Linked DNA regions of Mus musculus: region 1 is linked to region 2. Evidence: chromatin loops called from intact Hi-C (ENCODE). Cell type or tissue: heart. All regions are shown on one strand. Each heading gives the region's core, and the rest is flanking DNA. Links, peaks and the distances in the headings are about the cores only. Region 1 has its middle 31 kb from the start of 1700100I10Rik. Region 2 overlaps 4930524C18Rik (RIKEN cDNA 4930524C18 gene).

Region 1 (9,554 bases), core at 2,719-5,218, 59 kb after region 2:
GACTAATGTTATTCTACTTACTGGGAGGATGAAAAGATTTCGAGTACCCCTTACTGTAAATGGGCATAGAAATCCGAATGCAGTTATCATCCACTGAAATATATGTTGATTATGTATTAATAACTAAAATTATTAATGTATTGCCTATTATAATTGGCACTTTTGTAGTCAGAAGACAATCTTCATCCTCTCAACAGGTTTCAAGAATACAAAAATCACTATGCCACGTAGATAAACTTGAACTCAGTCCGTCTATCTGCGTGGATATATTTGGAAGACTCTTATAGGTGATGTATTTAGCTCAAGATTTCTCTTTCCCATATTACATTTGCAAACTGTGTATATATTCAAAACAATCGCAAGTAGGTCTGAACTGGCACTGGCAGCTAGAAAAAAAAATAGACGAAGCTTCTAGACTGCTTAGTGGAAACTGTGATAGATATTTTGACACTGAGGTTCAGAAAGTAGATTCCCTCTCCTGCACAAGCTAATCACAGGGTGGTTGGCTCTCCTACAGTGTCAGGCTAATGCATTACCCGGCTTTCAAACTAAAGACACTAGAATTCCCTTCTGAGTTTCCTTCATAGAAAGGATATCCATACTACATTGGTTCCTAGGCAAAAAACAATGCTGCCTGAGCTGATAATCTTGTAGCCTGTGCAGGCTAGTGACAGAACTGTAAACACTAATGGGCCTTGTACACAGCAGCACAGCCTACACGTCCAAACACTCTGCAGAGGAGTTTCTTTTTTTTTTTTTTTTTTCATCTTTAGTGTCAACCACAAACACGGGGCGGGAAAGTGGGAGTCACTGACAGCTTTAGTGAAAGCTTATGAAAAATGTTATGGATTATAAGAAGAAAGGAGCAGCAGGGAGACTGGGGATGGTACTTTCATTTCTAGCCTTTAAAGTTAAAATGTTCTAAGGGATGTTCATAGTTCTTCATTATAAAGGTTAAGTTGGATACGTTTGAGTGAAATATTTGATTCCATTAATAGGCATTAGAATACCATGTTGTTCTATTAGATATTGTGGCTGGATAACCTTGATGAAAGCAATGAAGGTCAAGTTTAAATATCAAAGTGCATGTTATCTCTTGAGAAATTAAAAGACACGTGACATTAAGTCAAGTTTAGAACCCCTAAAATCTCAGCTTCTCAATGACAAAAATTATCTTATACTTAATAATTATTAGATGATGTAGCAAAAAGAGTACAAGGTACAGATACATATATTCAATTATCACTATAGCTATTAATATATACATATATATGCACACATATGTACATGCATGTAACATTAGATAGTAAGTCTGATTAAGGAAATCCTGTGGGAGACTTACTTTGATTGTTTGTCTTGGATCCAATATCATTTTTCTTTTTCTTTTATTATTACTCTTTTTTTACAGTCCAGTCATTATCCCCCTCCCAGTCCATTATCTTTACTGACATCACCAAGGAAAATCTTTCAAGTCTTACACTTACAGTTAAAAAAAAAATCTATAAACTCATTGACAAGAATTCCTTAAAATATTATACAAATAAGAAAAACATCAGAGAAAATAATTGGATTGACTTAGCAACGACATTCAATGTTTGTAGTCCATTCATCTATGCATGGATACTCAACTTCTTATGTATGTGAGTACATTGCTGCTCTCTTCAGAGACGCCAGAAGAGGGCATCAGATCCTGTTACAGATGGTTGTGAGCCACCATGTGGTTGCTGGGAATTGAACTCAGGATCTCTGGAAGAACAGTCAGTGCTCTTAACTGCTGAGCCATCTCTCCAACCTAACACTTGGCTTCTTAATTTAATTATTTGATGTATAAGTTAGTTAACTGATCAAATAAATCCAAAAATATTCATCTGTAGTTGAAAGTTACTTTCAGTTTTATGCCGACAATCTGTCTTAGTCAGTGTTCCTCGGCTGTGAAGAGATGCCATGACCACAATAACTCTTATAAAGGAAAGCATTTAATTGGGGCTTGCTGAAAGTTTCAGATATTTAGTCCGTTATCATCACAGCAAGGACCATGGTGATACATAGCCAAGTGTGTGCTGAAGAAGCAGCTGAAAGCTCGTCCAGATCTTAGGCAGCAAGGAGATCTTGAGACTAGTTTGAGCTTTTGAAATTTCAAACCCCACCCTCAGTGACACACTTCCTCCAGCAAGGCTACACCTTTTAATCTTTTCTATTTGTGTGACTCCATGAGCGTTTAAATATATGGACCTATGTGACTGCATTCTTACTCAAGCCACTCCAAGAGCTTAATAGGAAGATCAATGAACTGAAAATGAAATAAAGCAAAGCACATGGTGTGCATGCAGCTTTAACAGTTTAGTCATGTTTTTTTTAATCACTCATATCATGAAAATATGTCTTCCCCACAAACGATTGATGACAGAGAGCTATTAGTCATGTACAATGACAAGACAAGAATCTGAGGCCCGGGTCTTCTCTTCTTCATTCAGTGTCCTGTGCTCAGCATCTTCTGAGTCTCTCATTGTGTTCCTACACCATTGTCCATAGGGACTGGATTCCTGTGGCGTTAGGGCCAAGAGTCCTCAAGTGTTATCCACAACGTCTTAAAAGTTTGCATTTCACTGTCCAAGTCTTTGTCTACCGCAGTAAATGATCTTCCTAATTTTCTCCAAAGTGCTCTTCTGTAAGCCAGCCAAGGATTACTCACGCCCTGGAAAACGCCTTCTCTCCTCAGCTTCCTGTCTCTCTTAGAGGACTCGCCTGGCACCTCTTGGTACTGCCACATCTGTGTCCTGAGCTCTATTCAGTTGCAGGAGTGGAAGGAATCTGATCCCATAGTATTTCTGTTTGCAAAAGTCACCTCTGAGTCGATCCCTTGATGAAATGAATTCCCCATTGTGTATCTGCAAGTAAGTTGCAAAGCAAGGTTTAGCTCTGCACAAAATCAGCCCTCCTGGCAATGGTGATGGCTGCCTGGCGCCCTCACATTTGTGAAGCTGCCTCCTGACATTCGTGCTGGGAAGTAGAAGCACCCTGAGGAATGGTATTACAGTACTCCATGTTACCCTCTCTACTCTTTCTACCCTTTCTACCTTAAATAGGGACACTCATAAAGTGTCAGCCACTGTTCTGAGCATTTTGCATAGAATACCTCATTTAACTTATGGAAGTAACATCAAAAGAGAGGAATTATGATGGTGGCAACTTTGTAGGTGAAGAAACATGGAGTAGGTCTCCCCTGGGCATACTCTATGAGTGACAGATTTTTCAGTGCACTACTCCAGTTCCAATGGACTATCAACCTGTACTTAAATCGCCATGATAAATGCCTCTTAATATTGGCCACTCTCTAGCTTAGCTTTTAAATAGTAACTTTTGACATATATATGCTTATAGCCACAAGAAAAGAAAATCTAAAATGTACCACAGAAATAGTATAGATACATTATCAATAACTGACTGAAAATAATTTTTCTTAAAGCTTTTTCTCTAAAATGACAATGAGCACATGATACATATCATAGATTGGAATTTCACCATGTTATCTGCTTTCTCTGGGAAGAAACAGAAAATGCAGGACAACTAACTATGTCATGAAATATTCATAGGAGAATTATGAGTGCTTTTAGAAGTCTTCTCATTTTCTAAACACGAGCCAGCTTCGAATGTGTTGATGAACACTGCCATCTAATGCCCAGTGGGGAAATCTAGCCTTGGTTCAGGCTTTGAGTGTGTCCTGTTGCAGTCTCCAGCATTGCTGACAGACATGGAAGCGCACACCACACCACCCCCAGAGATCCTGTGACTTCATGAGCTCTTTGGAAGCAAGCTTTAGAAACAATGGGAGACAGACCTGTGCTTTAACATCACGGTCCAGCTTCAGGGAGTGCCGATTGTAGAATAAGGAGCTGTGGCAAATCATAAAAATCAATGTCATTACAACATTTCACTACGTATAAGACAAACATCATTAAGTAATTATAACAAAACCTAATTGGCAAAATCGATTTTGATTCTGTTTTCTAAAACCCTTTTCATGTAACTTAGTGGGTTTTTTTTCAGTCCTTGCTTCTTTTTGAAGAGTGTATTGATAAAGTGTGTCTTCCCATGGCTTTTGAAATACATAAAAACAAAACTCAAACAACAATGGACTCACCAATGTAAAAACAAACATGGGCAGGTGCCTGATGAGCGGAGAAAGCTAGGTCTGTGTTTGTATCCACACACATTGTTAATGGAGTTTTATCACTCCAGATGACTTCTCAATACTCACTACTCAAATGAAGTTTATTTCCTGGTCTGAGAACACAGGGTGACTCTGGAACAACAAATTTGGGCTCAAATGGAAAGATGGAAAGGAAACATTCAAATTTGTATGTCTAAAGTAGAGAGCTAAAGATAAAAGGACTATTCCTTCCAAACTGAGGAAATGCCTCAGTGGGTTAGGTTCTTGCCAAGAATCAGAAGGACCAAACCCCAGTTCCCTTGAACCCTCGTCAGTGCCCAGGGGTCTTTGTGGCCTGCTTGTAATCCCAGGGCTCACTATACAGAGACAAGGCATTCCCAGGCCTCCATGGCTAGCTAGACTAGCTGAACTGGCAAGCAGAAAGTTCAAGTGAGAGATTCTACTTCAATCTTTAAGGCAGAGAGCAACTAAGGATGACAGCTGATAAAAACCACTGGCCTCCACACACATATGCACACAAATCCACACATGGGGAAACATACTCGTGCATGCATCCCACATACATACATACATACATACATACATACATACATACATCCCCCACACATGCAAAGAATATTCTGGTGGATTTTGCATGTTATTCACATTTTAAATACTATAAATATGTGAATACTATAGCATTTCATAATATTCAAATTTTAAGATCTTACTTTTAATTATTGTTAAGACAAACATTTAAATATATATGTATATATTAATATACATACATTTATATCCTCATAAGCTGTGTTTTTTACAGAATAAGTGCCTTTTATCCAAAATATATGACACCAAGAGTATTTTAGAATTCATATTTTTAAAATCTCAGATTATTTGGATAAACATATCTTGGGGTACGACCCAAATCTAAAACAATCTTATACATATATAGATACACATATATGTGTATATGTGTATGTGTGTATGTGTGCATGTGTGCATGTGTGTATGTGTGTATATGTATATATTACATATGTACATATGTACATATATTTATATATATATGTATGTGTGTGTGGGTGTGTTTACATGTATATGTATATATGTGTGATATGTATTCCAATGATATATGTGATATATATGTGTATATATATAATTGGTGCATATATATGATATATATATTTAGAGATAGATAATCAATGGATCACAAAGACAATTTTATATCATATTTTAAAATTATTTCATGTATAAAACAAAGTTTCATGGCAAAATTTTCTGCTTGATGCCCTCATACTGGCACCCACAAAGTTTTGAATTTAAAAGTCGAAGGGATTTGGATGTTTGAATTCTTGTGGTACTATTGTCACTTTAAGAATTATATCTTCAGGAGCCTGATATAGCTGTCTCCTGCAAGGCTCTGTGAGTGCCTGGCAACTACAGATGTGGATGCTCACAGTCATCCATTGGACAGAGTACAAGGTCCCCAATGAAGGAGCCAGAGAAATACCCAGGGAGCTGAAGGGGATTGAAGCCCCATAGAAGGAACATCAATATGAACTAACCAGTACCCCCAGAGCTCCTTGGAACTATAACAACAACAAAACACATGGTGGAACTTGAGGCTCTAGCTGCATATGTAGCAGAGGATGGCCTAGTTGGACATCAATGGGAGGAGAGGCCCTTGGTCCTGTGAAGGCTCTATGCCTCAGTATAGGGGAATGCCAGGACCAGGAATGGGAGTGGGTGGGTTGAGGAGCAAGGGGAGGGGGGAGGGGATAGGGGATTTTCGGAGGGAAACTAGGAAAGGGAATAACATTTGAAATGTAAATAAAGAAATTATCTATTAAAAAAATTGAAAATTAAAAAAGGAATGATATCTTCATTGTGTTCAACACAGTTAAGCAAATCTTATATGCAATGACACAGAAGTAACATGTATTTTATAACTAGCAGATCTCAACTCATGGTAAAACTCATTGCATTTCTCATCTTCCTCGAAGCGAGACTTTTCATGTGGCCCCTCCCAGAGTCCCTGCAGCATCCTGAAGGACCATTTGTGTAGTGCACAAGAAGGGGGTTCAGGGTCAGAACAAAGGAGTTCCAGGTGGGTGACAGGAGGTGAGGTGGCCAGTGTTTATTTACCTGCCTTCCTCTTTGCCCTTGGTTTGGGTCCCTCGATATCCTGTAAGACTTACAAAAGTCTTGGTTACAATTCATTAAGGTGCAAAAACAACTTAGCAGCAGATCTGAGTCAAAATAAAAGCTAATTCCATCCTACAGTATTTGTACCAGTATCTAAAAACGAAAGAAAGAAAGAAAGAGAGAGAGAGAGAGAGAGAGAGAGAGAGAGAGAGAGAGAGAAAGAAAGAAAGAAAGAAAGAAAGAAAGAAAGAAAGAAAGAAAGAAAGAAAGAAAGAAAGAAAGAAAGAAAGAAAGAGAAATAAACAGGACAAGATAGTAACTAGGAAATTTCAAGGCACTTTTTTTAAAAAAAGGAATTATTTTTTCACCATGTTCCTGAAATCTGATTTTAAAATCTACTGCCAAATTCGTAACCAAGTAGCTATTCTCAGAATGGAAAGTAGCTTGAGTCCATTCAGTGTTCAAATCAATTTCGGGTTGGCACAGCCCAGATAACTCACTAGGATGTTTCCAGTTGAGCACAAAGCAACTGCAATCACTTGACCTGACATTAATTAAGACAATGTTGTGAGGAGCAATTTAGCTTCCTAGTTGCAAGACCAAAATTCTTGAAGATTTAATCGTCTGGTATGAAGTACTTCTAAGTATTTTCAGCAACTCCATGTGGAATTCTTAAGATGCAGAACTAATGTTATTAGAATAATGTCTATGAATTAAGGCTGGGAACTGGGCAGGCATTCATCCTAACAGAAATAAGCAACAACGGGTAAACTAAAATACTGTATTAGCAGGATACTTGTTACGTGTGAACTAAACCCTCTCACTTGTATCTATACAGGAAGTATAATGTAAAAGGAATAAAACAACTGTACTGGAATCTGTTTAAATGAGCACAATAGTAGTTACCAGGGAAAAATGATTTTGATTGTATCATTAAGTTTAAAGCATTCACTTTAGGCACTGCACACAACCCTCAAGTGGGCCTTTTATCACAAGCTTAATGGGAGGAGGATAAAAAAGAAAGAAGATGCAAGCTAGTGGTTTTAGGTTCTATAGCTCTCTGTGCTGTGTGATTAGATTAGTGAAAATACACACTCAGAGTAGGGAAAACAGTATTGCATTCCCCCAAACTGTCACACATGTAATCTATAAAGGTCAATTAAAACGAGGACAGGAAAAATCTATTGATCTCATGAAGAGGTTCACTTCAATAAATTTCATTAAATACTTTAAAAAGTAATGTGGAAGCACACAGAACGGGGGCGATGTGGGGATTGTTCTGATTTGTGAATTCCCTTGTCCATCAGATTCTAGAAAGAGCAATACTTGGCAAAGACGGAAGCTGACATCTAGGTAAGCTGGAAAGGCCTGTTGCTCAGAATCCCAAAGCTTGAGCTGAAACGGGCTTTGGGGTTTGGTGTAACTGTTTATGGCTTAGCACAATTGCCTCTTGTAATTCTGAGTATATCCTAAGGAAAAGAAGTACTCACTCAATAGTTAAGGCTGACCATTTTGCATAGTGGTCGTTAGCTCTCACTGTACTATTTCTGTGTTCTACTGGCCTCCCCGTTGACAATCAGTTGCTAGCCACAGAAATGCCCACCTGCTTCTCAGTCTTGCATTTTTAAGAAAGATTTGTTAATTTTTGTTCTCTGTGTAGAGTGTTCACTTGCTTGTACGTATATGTTCCACGGGTATGTCAGGTGCCCATAAAGTCTAGAAGAGGGCCTTGGATCCCCTGGAACTGGAGATACAACCGAGTTGTGAGTCACACTGTGGGTGCTGAGAAGCAAACCAGGTCCTCTGAAAGAGCATCGAGTGCCCTTAGCCTATGAGCCGCTCTTCAGTCCCTCAATTTGTAAACGATGGTTTCCATTTCTTATGACAACTATTCCCTTCCTTAATTATTTTTATTCAATTTTGGTTTGAGCTGAGCTGGCCTACTAACCAAGCTACAGCCCCAGCTCTACCTTAGCTACTCAATAAATGTATTATTTTTGAATAACTTGGATATGCCAATGAATTAGAACTGAAATCTATGGTGGTATACTTCCATAAAACATGTAAGTGAATAGACTGAGCTGTGAAAATAATGTGAGAAATGTGTAAAAATAACAGATATCAGCTGTGTATAGATCTGAATTTTGGGGAAAAATGGCTCTTGTATGACTTTGGCTGTATGCATTTCCTTAATATGTAGAAGAATTCTGTTAATATTTCAAGGACTAATAGTCAATAGCCAAGTTGCTCTTATAAAGTAACTATATACTATAAATTCCATGGTAGTGCTAAATACTGATCACGAATATTGTCAGGCATCCTAGGCTCTGCTCTGTTTTGTTCTACCTAGCTGTATGATTTGTTCATAGCTCATCTGCCTATGTCTCAGCCCTCTAATAGCAGAAGAGTATAGATGTAGAGCTAAGGTCTATCAGCAGTATGACAGGAACCCATTATGGTGAAACCCAAATGGCTGTGCATTATTAGTTTAGCTTCTTTTACCATGAGGTAAAGTCTGTTTCTTCATTCTTTGAGACAGTCTGTGACTTCCACAGTCTAACACAATGTGGCAGATGTGGTCGTGTGCCTGGTCCAAGCACAGTCTTAAGAGGTCTTGCACAGCTAATCCCAAGAAGCAAGCAAGCCTGAAAAAACTTTATGGATCAAGATCAACAAACATTCTCTCTGTAGATTAAGGTGGCAAATATATAAGCTTTGGAGTTGATACTGTCTCTGTTAGAACTAAGCCTGAGACAAACATATACACAAAGGCACTCTAATAATATTTTATTTTCAAATGGGTAAATAAGAAGGCTCAGCAGATAAAGGTGCCTACTGCTAAGCCTCATGACCTTAGTTCAATCCCCGGTAGACAGAGAGAATTGACTCTGGAAAATAGTCCTCTAACTTACATGCAATAGCATGCACACACAGGTGCACATGCACATACACGCATACACACAAATCCATAAACAATAGTTCTTTTTAAAGCACCAGACTGTTGAATGAGCTCTGTTTAGAACAGATGAAATTTCCAGAGAGGTGTAGAACTGGCTAACTGAGTCTCACCCCATGGACAACCAAAAAAAGCCAAACTGAAAGAAATCGTCCTCTGAGGCCTCTTGGTGATTTGCTCTGCTTCAAGCCAGAAATGATGAATGATACCGTGCATTCCAGCCTTCGCTACCAACAGACGTGCCCTTTTCTCCAGGCACTGTGATGGTCCTGGGGGTGCAGGACAGTTCCCCTTGTCCAAGAAATT
Region 2 (9,554 bases), core at 2,703-5,202:
GAATATGATACTAGGAATAATGCCAGGAAAGCTGCCTCAGAAAAGATGTTTCTCTGGATGTATCCGAACTTAACCACTCCCCCACGTGTATTCTCGTTACCCTCTATTCACATGAAGGGAAATGAACTGCTTTCCATTTTGATTCATTTTGCTCTTCCAATTAGGCAGATTTTTGCCTAATCTTGTAGGCACAGACTTCGATGACACTATTACCTTTGAAAAATACTAAGTTGATGGCCAGGAGAAGGGAAGGACAAAGCAGTATAACTTGCTCGTTGGACTGACCAGATCCCACGGCCAGTAGCTCGCTCAGGGTTTCCTCCATAGTATTGAACTTATGATCCTTAGGTTACAAGATACCAGTAATGCACTTGAGACATCTGATAACAATTCAGATGTAATTGTCATAGCAAGACAGTTGTAGACATAAGCACTCCTAGGTCTTAGATAACAAAAACCATCAGCTCTCAACAACTTTTACATTTTACAAGACCTTCCTTGAATGGTTGAATCAATTACCTAGCAAATAAAGTATGAAGTGTCAGCTCTCGTAGTTTTTCCAATGGAGATGTCAATAAAAGTAAATGGGATTTTATGGATAAAGATGCCCCCCCCCCGCATGTATCTAGAAACAAATCACCAAGTCAGTTAGAGAATTGTGTGGCCTCTTCATTTCAGAGTCCACTGGCATATCATATTATATCCTTATAGTATATATCTCAAATATTACATCATGAAAGACTCACTCATAAGCATACGAAATAGATTTATGATAACCACTTCCCTATAAATGCATCATGAAGTACAGGTATTGTGAAAATATGAAAATTATAGGCCCTGCAATGTACTAATACAATTTCTGTTTAGTGATAGATTAAGAAAAATATGGTTGAATAATTACTACCCAAGGTTGGGGAAATATAACCATATTTCACCAAGGTATAATACCTAGCAATTAGCCACTTGGAGCAAAGGATTGTTTGCTTTATAACTTCTGGCACATTTTTGTTTGTTTGTTTTTGGTTTTGTTTCGGGGGGCTTTTTGAGGGAAGGGGTGAGGGGGTGGCCTGAAAGAGCCCAAGTTTGCTGATGACCTGGTAAGTGTGTGGCTATATTCTTTGGGCCCCCACAAGATCTTAACACAGCTTCTGATTTCTCACATCTCACAGTTACTTTTGCTTACACATAAGCTAACGTTTTATCCTGGGCCTGGGTGGATGTCTATGCACAGTTTAAGGACTGCGATATGAAGATATCTATTACTCTCCACAATCAGCTAAAATCCTAAGAAAACCGGGTTGTTTCTTAGTTGTTAGTGACAAAGGAATTGTTTTAGGAGCCTAAAGGACTTTCTGGTGATAGTCAATTATCTAAAGTGGGAGAGAGGCAAGTGCTCAATAAATGTCCATTGACAAGAGTGGGGTAAAAAAAAAAAAAAGAAGACAAAGTCTTGACGTCAGTGGCTGAAAAAATAATTATGAAGTTTCCAGGGACGGACAGGAAGGAAGGAAGAGCTAGGAACATAGTCAGGCCATGCAAGGGTGTAGCTTCAGCTGGACATGGCCCTGCATGCCCTTAATCCAGGTTCGTGGGAGGGGAAGCCAGAAGATCTAAGAAGCAGAGGTCTGCATCAGCCATCTTGAGTCCAGTCGGGCTATATGACATGCTGGGTTAAGAATCAAAACCAAACAAAAGATCGTAGCAATAAGGGGAGGGAATTAAGAAGTCCCCTAATTCAGCACACATCTGTGGTCACCTGTAGACATCAGCGCACTGCTTCCTGAACCCCAGCTTGCGTTTCCAGAGACTGCTGTGTTTAGATGACCCTTAGGTAATTTTCCTGTAGTGAATTTTAAATTGCCTCACCATTTTTAAATGTGAGGCATCCTCACAATGCTATCTACCAGAGCAGAGTCCAACTCACTCTTAGAGCCTCTCAAACTCCCACTCACAGCCCAGGCACTTGGAGATTCTATTGCCACCGGTCTATGTAGAGGAACCCATTTGCACGTTTCTCACATGCTCCCGAAGGAGACTGAGAACCACACTTTGAAGGTCCAGATGGCACATGTGTAAAACTGATAGAAACTAGAGTCCTTTACTGGGAACGTTTAAAACTCATCATTACATCATGAGAGGCATTCATAGATTCAATTTAAAAAAAAAAAGTCATTAAGGTCAAATATGGAATGAGTATTTCTGATTCATTAACTTTAAATTAGGGATGTGTCTTGTAATGTTCAATTGGGTCCGTGATTCTTATGAATTGAAAAGGAAGCAAGGAAAAGATCTGGCTGAGGCTGTACCGGAAGTGATCACTGCTGGTGTGAGAAGTGATCCAGGCACCTTGGCAGAGGAAGGGCCTAAAGCCAAGACTTCAGGCAGCTCGTGAATCTGAGAAGGGAGGAGTCGGTAGGGCCTTGTTAACACCTCAGTTTCGAGCCAGTCAGAGCCATGGTAATTATAGCAGATACAATAAAGGATTAAAAGTGAATTTGCTTTCTTTTTACATTTGTGACAACGTGTATCAGAAACATTACAAGAGGAGTGTGTGCTCTCTGTAGTCCAGAAACCCCTTTGGTTTGCCTCTTTTGTTTCCAGCATGCTACTCTTTCTTGGTTCCATCTTTTACTTCACATTCTCCTCCTTTGGCTCCACTGCATAATCTCCAGGGTTTGCTTTCCCCCAATTACACACCCCAGTTAGGCATATTGGTTTTATTATTATTATTATTAAAGATTTTGAGTTGAGAATCCCTTTCCTAGCCCCTAAATATGTAATCAAAGTTGTTATATTGAAAAGGATTATTGCAGTTACGTGTTTAGGTAGTGGCAAGTTATCCAAAGTCACCTAGACTGTTGCACCTCATGAAGTATCAGCCTCAGTCAGAATATTATTACAGCCATGTAGACAGAGAATATACCCGTATATGGCATGTAACTGCACATAGTGTGGAACACTTTCTAGCATCCCATGGCATGTTACCCATATGTATCCAGTTAGGCATATCGTTCAATACACTTTTTTCAAGCGTTACCATTACTGGCAACCATCACTCTGTGACAGTGACCTCCAATGCTAAGAAAGCAAATGCCTGCAAAGCAGGAGTTACGCACCCTTGTAAGTTCCTTCACACATATAATCTGATTCATGGAAATGGAGGCAGAGAATGCATGTGCGAAGGGGACCTAGTTAGGAAGTTGAAAAGTCAGAGTTTGAGTCCAGATCACCATGCATCGAAGTCTGGGTGCTGAACCTCCACTTGCATTTAGCACTGAGGTATGTGGCTGCAAGTGTGGGTTTGATGGGTAACAGCACTTTCTGATTCTGAAAATACAGTAAGCCACCTTGGATCCAGTTGAATGCAGCCCCCCTAGAAATGTCCAAATCAGTGACAGTATCCACTCTGGGCAGGCAGATAACATGAGCAAAGAGGGTGAGCAATGTTGAGGGGCTGATCGACCCAGCTGCTGAGAAAAAAGCTCGTGGGAAAGAAGTGTTTCAAGCCATACTGTAAAGGGAGGTTGACAGAGTATGTGGAATGTGAACACAATTCAACAAACAGGTTTTGCTCTTAAGCCTTTCACTAATGGGGTTTCCAATACTGTTTTCTCTAAGAAAATTGATAGGGTTTGGGGATTTGGGGGTTTTTTTAGCGTTTTTGTTTTATTATTTTTTATAACACCAAAATTTCGAAGAATATCAGTCATTAGGCAGTAATGACCTGTCAGGCCTCTTGCACACGGTCTTCCGATACCTTACCACTAGATGGCACTAGAACCAAAAATCAGCATTCCTAAAAGCGTCATTGTTCTTATTGTAGGATACATATGCATATATGTGTATATATGTATACACACACACATATATGTATACACATATGTGCATATATGTGTCTGTGCATATATGCATAGATGTATGTATATAGATATAAACACATATATTCTTGTCAGCTGCTGATCGCTGATTTTTCTGGGATATTTTTCCTTTCTTTAACAATTTCCAGCTTACGAAGTGCATGCAATGTTGTAAGGAAAAGCTTTGAGAACTCTTAAGGAGCAGGGAATTCTGTAGAGAACACTGACCACCACCTGCAAGTTGATACATCTGAATTTATTTGACCCCGATGACTCCAATAAAAGGGGGACACTCTTCTAATTCACAAAACAGGGAGGCTTCTCAGGCGAGTGATTAAATTACCTCCTTAACACTTAACTCTGGTTAGAATGTGGAACGGGGAAGCTTGAACCAAATGATTGCCTAATTCCTCAGCAAAGTAATGTGAGCGTCTACAGCGTTGCCCTCCTTCCTTCCCCAAACCTTTGTTTTCCCTGTTTTTCCTACAGAAGACCTTCCTCTGAATATGTCTTAATTCATAATTTAACTACTCTTTTCTTAACGTCACTGTTCTTTGTCTTTGACAACGGGAAGAATGCAAGTTCACAATTTGTTGGAAAATTGGTGTTCTAATAAATCTACCCAGAAAATCATCCCTGGGCCCTGGTAAATGTCTAGCGACACAAGCGTCCATCAATCAAGATTCCTTTGTTAAATGTCTGAGACAGAACAAAGCTTCCAGAGGCCTCCCTCCAACTGCAGGTAAGAGGCAAATGGACGGGTCCTCCCGCTAAATCCTTCCAACCTGAGGAAATCTGAGGAGGAAAGCAGTCAATCAGCGTGTCACAAAAGGACCATTGTTTAAACACAAATAAACCTGTGTTTAAATACCATAGTTCCAATTTCCTCAATAATGAAGGAAAGAGAAAAGACATGTGTACTCTCCTTACTTGTATTTATTTGGAATTTTTTGTGTTTCCCTTTCTTCGAACCTGCCACTTTTCAAACAGGCAACAGGAAATGGAGGTTAATAGAATGACAGGCTTATAGATCCAGATAAATAATTAATGGCCCGGAGTAATTAGCTGGAAGATGTTTAATCATTAATTTGTGTGAGTCATCAAAAGCAGTGGAGCCTATCCACAAAAATATCGTACTAATGAGAAGTAGATATATTTTGTCAAGATGGAAATTAATATATGATGAGAATAAGTACTTTGAAAAATTAAAATGTGGGACAAATTTATTTGACCCACTTTCACTGGCTAAGGAAAAACTTGGTCTGCCTTTTACCTAATGAAATGAAACCTGTATAAATTCCGTGAATGTCTGCATTAGCAGGATGTAAACCTGGGTAGGAAAATAAAGCAGTTGGCTAGTTGTGTCTTTCTTTAAGGAAATCTTGGAGGAAAAATAAATTGTAAGAACTGAAATACGTCATTATTGAGGTATCTGAGGGACAAGCTTGATTCTTTAGAGGATTTAAGATAGAGAGCAAAGTCCTTTAACATCATGCTAACTTACAATGTACTGGGTGCGTCTATGTGCTGTTTTCAATACAAATTTATTGCGGGTCCTAAATTATGCTTTCACGGGAAGGTTTGTCTTTAAACTTTTAGGTCGGAATTGTCCCGATCTTTTCACACTGAATCAATCAGGTTTAAAGCTGGCCAAATCTTTGGCAGCCTTGTAAATCTTTCAAAAGATGTTATCCAATTACCCTTCACGGGCCACAGGATCCTACGCCATGACCGGTTCCTTCTCCGGGAGGAATTAAGTGCTCATGAGGGGTTAGAAAGCAATGGAGCTGAAAGGCGAGGCTCTGTCCTTTGCCTCAGCCCCACGTGCTGTAGCTGTGCCATCTCCAGCCTCCAACCGTCATAAGGTTGCCACAGAAAATCTGACCTAAACAGTGGCCCTCACATCGTCAAGGTCTCTGTTGTCTTAAATCAGATAAAAGGGGAACGCAGTGCACTAGAATGATTTCTGTAAAGTCTCAGCATGAAGATGTGTCCCAAACGGGACCCACCAGTGGTGCCGGAGGCCTTGCTCTTTGTGGTTCTCCAAAACGCAGAACCAGAATTTTAGGCAAGTCCAGAAATGCACAGGAGACTGAAATGGGGGGTGGGGGGGGGGGGGATAAATGTTCTTTCTCAGTCCAGATTTTGATCTAAAAAAATGATTTTTATTTTTTCCATTTAAAAACACATATTAATCTCTGGTACTTCCTCCTCTTCCAGCATCAAATACAAATAAACGGCTGAGGACCCGTTCAGTTTCTATAAAAGTCTGTTTCCTGCCACTTGGTTTCAAGGGGAAAGATTGTCTTGGGCAGAATCGTTTTCAAGTAATTTTTCAAGGCCAACTGTGAACATGTGTAGAAGGGTTCTTTCACAGAAGTTAGAAAGCACTGCTGGCCCCTCTAATGTAAAATGTGAAGCAGAGGTTATGGGATTCCAGTTGCACCTTTGACCTCGTGGCCTCTGGAGTCAGTCACTCATTGTGATCTTTAACCTTTGGCAAATCATGACCCTCTCTGTTTCCCTCGATTTTTTTTTTTTCTTTTTTACTACCTACAACAAAAGGAACCCCAGCAGAAGTCACGTAAATGTTTGAAGTATTTTGTTTGCTGATTCTCAAGCCCAGAAAAAGGAAACTTTTAAACAACAGAAAAGAGAAATCATTCAGGGGGACCTTTCAGGCTTTGGTCTTTTAAGGTCCATCCAGTAGATTGCAGGGAGTCTCGGCACTGCAGGGTAAGCACTTGACCACATGTGTCAAAACATTTTACTTTCTTCGATTTAAAATGTGTTGTAGCAAGAGGTAGGAAAGTTGGAAGTTTTTTTTTTCTTTTTAATCGCACTTTCAACACTTTACACCCCTGCCATTACCCCCCCCCCGCCCCCGCAAGCAGCAATCAATGTGTCCCAGCTGCGAGCCCACCAGCCCTCCATCAAACCAGGGGCTGGGCTGATTGTCTCCACGGAAATGCAGTGATCTTATCAGCGGTGAGTCAAAGGTGAATCTGTGCAAACACTGAAGTAAAGCAGAGTGCTGGGCCAGCTCCCTTCCAGACAGGGGAGGCAGCCAACTCCAGCAGTAAACAAGCTGGAAACCCTGAGTCCCCAGGAATGAATCAGATTTAATTCTAAGTCCTAAGTCTCATTTAGTCTTGTCTCCTTAGCACCCGCTGCTGGTTGGTGACAAGCAATTGAATTTTAAGTGCTCACCTTCTTTTATTAAGTTGACTTCCTCTTTGGTGATTTCATATGCATGTCCTATGTATTTAGATCAAATTCACTCCCCCCTCCCCAGTTCCATTTTCCCTACAGTCCCATACCAACCTCATGGCCTCCTCTTCTTAAAAAGGAGCTTATCTTCTTAAAACACAATTTAGACCTCTGTCATCTGCTATCAGTCCTCAGATCTCACACTGAAAAGAAAAAAATGAAAACTGACACTTGGCACAAGTAAGGCCTCAGACAGACAGACACAAAGACAGGCAGACACATACATAATACATAACATACAATAAAACTATTTTTTTAGACAAATGATAGGATTAAAAAGAAACACATTATTAAATGTCTAGGTCTAGAGAGACAGAGAGGGGAGGGGAGGGGTGGGGAAGAGGAAGGGGGGGAAGGAAGGGGAGGGGGAGGGATGGAAGAGAAGGGAGGAGAGAGAGGGAAAAGGAAGGAGGAGGAAGGAGTGGAGAGGAAGTAATGAGAGGGGGAGGAGAGGAGAGGAGAGGAGAGGAGAGGAGAGGAGAGGAGAGGAGAGGAGAGGAGAGGAGAGGAGAGGAGAGGAGAGGAGAGGAAAGGAGGGGAGAGGAGAGGAGAGGAGAGGAGAGGAGAGGAGAGGAGAGGAGAGGAGAGGAGAGGAGAGGAGAGGAGGGGAGGGGAGGGGAGGGGAGAGGAGAGGAGAGGAGAGGAGAGATTAACCAAAGTGTAGAGTCTGGGGTTGCTGAGGAAGGAGGACTAAGAGTTTACCTCAAAGAACAACACAGGCTGGCCTGACCACGCAGTGCTCCCAGAGACTAGACCACCAATGAAGGAGTGTACCTGGAGAGATCCATAGCTCCAGATACATGTGTAGCAGAGAATGGTCTTGTCTGACAGCAAGGGAGGGAAGGCCCTTGGTCCCCGGGAGGTTTGATCCCCCAGCATCGGGGGATGCTGGAGCGGTGGGGTGGGAGAGGGTGGGTGGGTGGAGGAGCACCCTCATACAGGCAAAGGGGGGGAAGTAGGGCAGATGTGGGAAGGAGAGTTGGTGTAGGGGTAACCAGGAAGTGGGATATCATTTGAGATGTAAACGAATGGAATGATTAATAAAAATAAAATAAAATAGGAAAAAAAAAAGAGTTTACCTCAGCCAAATCTACTGAGTAAGACCCTTCCTCACAATAATACATCTTACATATGCATACATTCATACGTCTTACATACACACATACATACCAGGATTACAGCAGAGACTAAAGTAAGTACCTTTTCAGCAGGATGAGCATAGCTAGACTCTTTTGAATCATAATAATCGAAAGCTTGTCCGCTTAAGTAATATCTGCCTGGTTACTTGTTACCCAGAGAGCATGAAGATGTTTATATATTCAAAAGTGGTTGTACAAGTTTGCACTCCCACCTGCAATGAGAAAGTGCTCCCGTGCTCCACATCCCCCTGCAATGAATGAAGAAGTGCTCCCCGTGCTCCATGTCCTCCCAGCATGTGCTCTCACTTGAATTTTTGATCTTAGCCATTGTGACAGATATAAGATGGAATCACAGAGTTGTTTTGATGCTTGAATCTCACTTGAAAGGGGAAATAGATAAAATAGATATTGGAGGTGGATGGGGGAGGGAACAGGGGAGAAGAGGGGTGGAGAAAAGAACTGGGGTGAGGATAGGTGTGGGGAAGTGGGCCAGGAGAAGGTGGAGAAAGGGATTGGAAATTGTATCTGTAGGAGGATCCACAGACCTAGAACAGGGGTGGCTCCTATGAGGAGTCTATGAGGGTGCCCCTAGCTGATACTCCCAGGAACCAGACATTTGGAGACTGAAGTAGACACCTTCTGTAGCCAAGTGGGACTTCTAAGTAGAGTGAGAGGGACACCAACCCAACCATAAAACTTTTAACATAAAGTTTGTCCTGCCTACTAGCTACGTGAAGGAATAGATAGAGCAGAGATTGATGTAATGGCCAACCAATGCCTGGCCCAACATGAGACTCATCCTATGAGAAAAAACCAACCCCTGACACAATTAATGATATTCTGCTATACTTGCAAACAGGAGTCTAGCATACCTGCCTTCTGAGAGGCTTCATCCAGTAGCTGATAGAAACAGATGCAGAGACCCACAGCGAAACATCAGGCAGAGGTCATGGAGTCTTGTGGAAGTGTAGGAAGAAAGATAAAGGGAGCAAGAGGGGCCAAGAACACCACAATAAGACTTACAGAGCCAACTAACCTGGGTCCATAAGGGCTCAAAGAGACTGAACCACTAAACAAAGAGCATGCATGGAATAGACCTAGGCCCCCTACATTTATGTAGCCAATGTGCAGCTTGGTCTCCGTGTAGGTCCCATAATACTGGGAGCAGAGTCTGTCTCTGACTCTGCTGCTTCCCTTTGGATCCATTTCTTCTAGCTGGGCTGCCTTACCTGGCCTCAGTGTCAAAGGATGAACCTAGCCTTACTGTGACTTGGTGTGTCAGGGTCTA

Evidence for each region. Peaks named below come from ENCODE experiments on the same cell type or tissue, not always from the same donor. Only the 100,000 strongest peaks of a DNase experiment are listed, where the experiment ranks them.
Region 1: it touches region 2 in a loop (13-fold over the local background); 12 of 42 quality-filtered maps call a loop at or near these places.

Annotation. Positions count from the first base shown.
Region 1 is chr14:114,909,745-114,919,298 of GRCm38, forward strand. No RefSeq gene overlaps it. Among named protein-coding and RNA genes, the nearest start is that of 1700100I10Rik, 31 kb to the right of the region's middle. In heart, for the core only: a CTCF peak has its summit at 3,676 (motif pointing left); no DNase peak of the experiment used is centred there; H3K27ac peaks cover 332 bases.
Region 2 is chr14:114,851,030-114,860,583 of GRCm38, forward strand. It overlaps 4930524C18Rik (RIKEN cDNA 4930524C18 gene), which reads left to right. Exons shown (of 6, transcript NR_045661.1): 4 at 4,007-4,599; 5 at 6,423-6,593. Among named protein-coding and RNA genes, the nearest start is that of Gm31003, 9.5 kb to the right of the region's middle. In heart, for the core only: a CTCF peak has its summit at 3,762 (motif pointing right); no DNase peak of the experiment used is centred there; H3K27ac peaks cover 128 bases.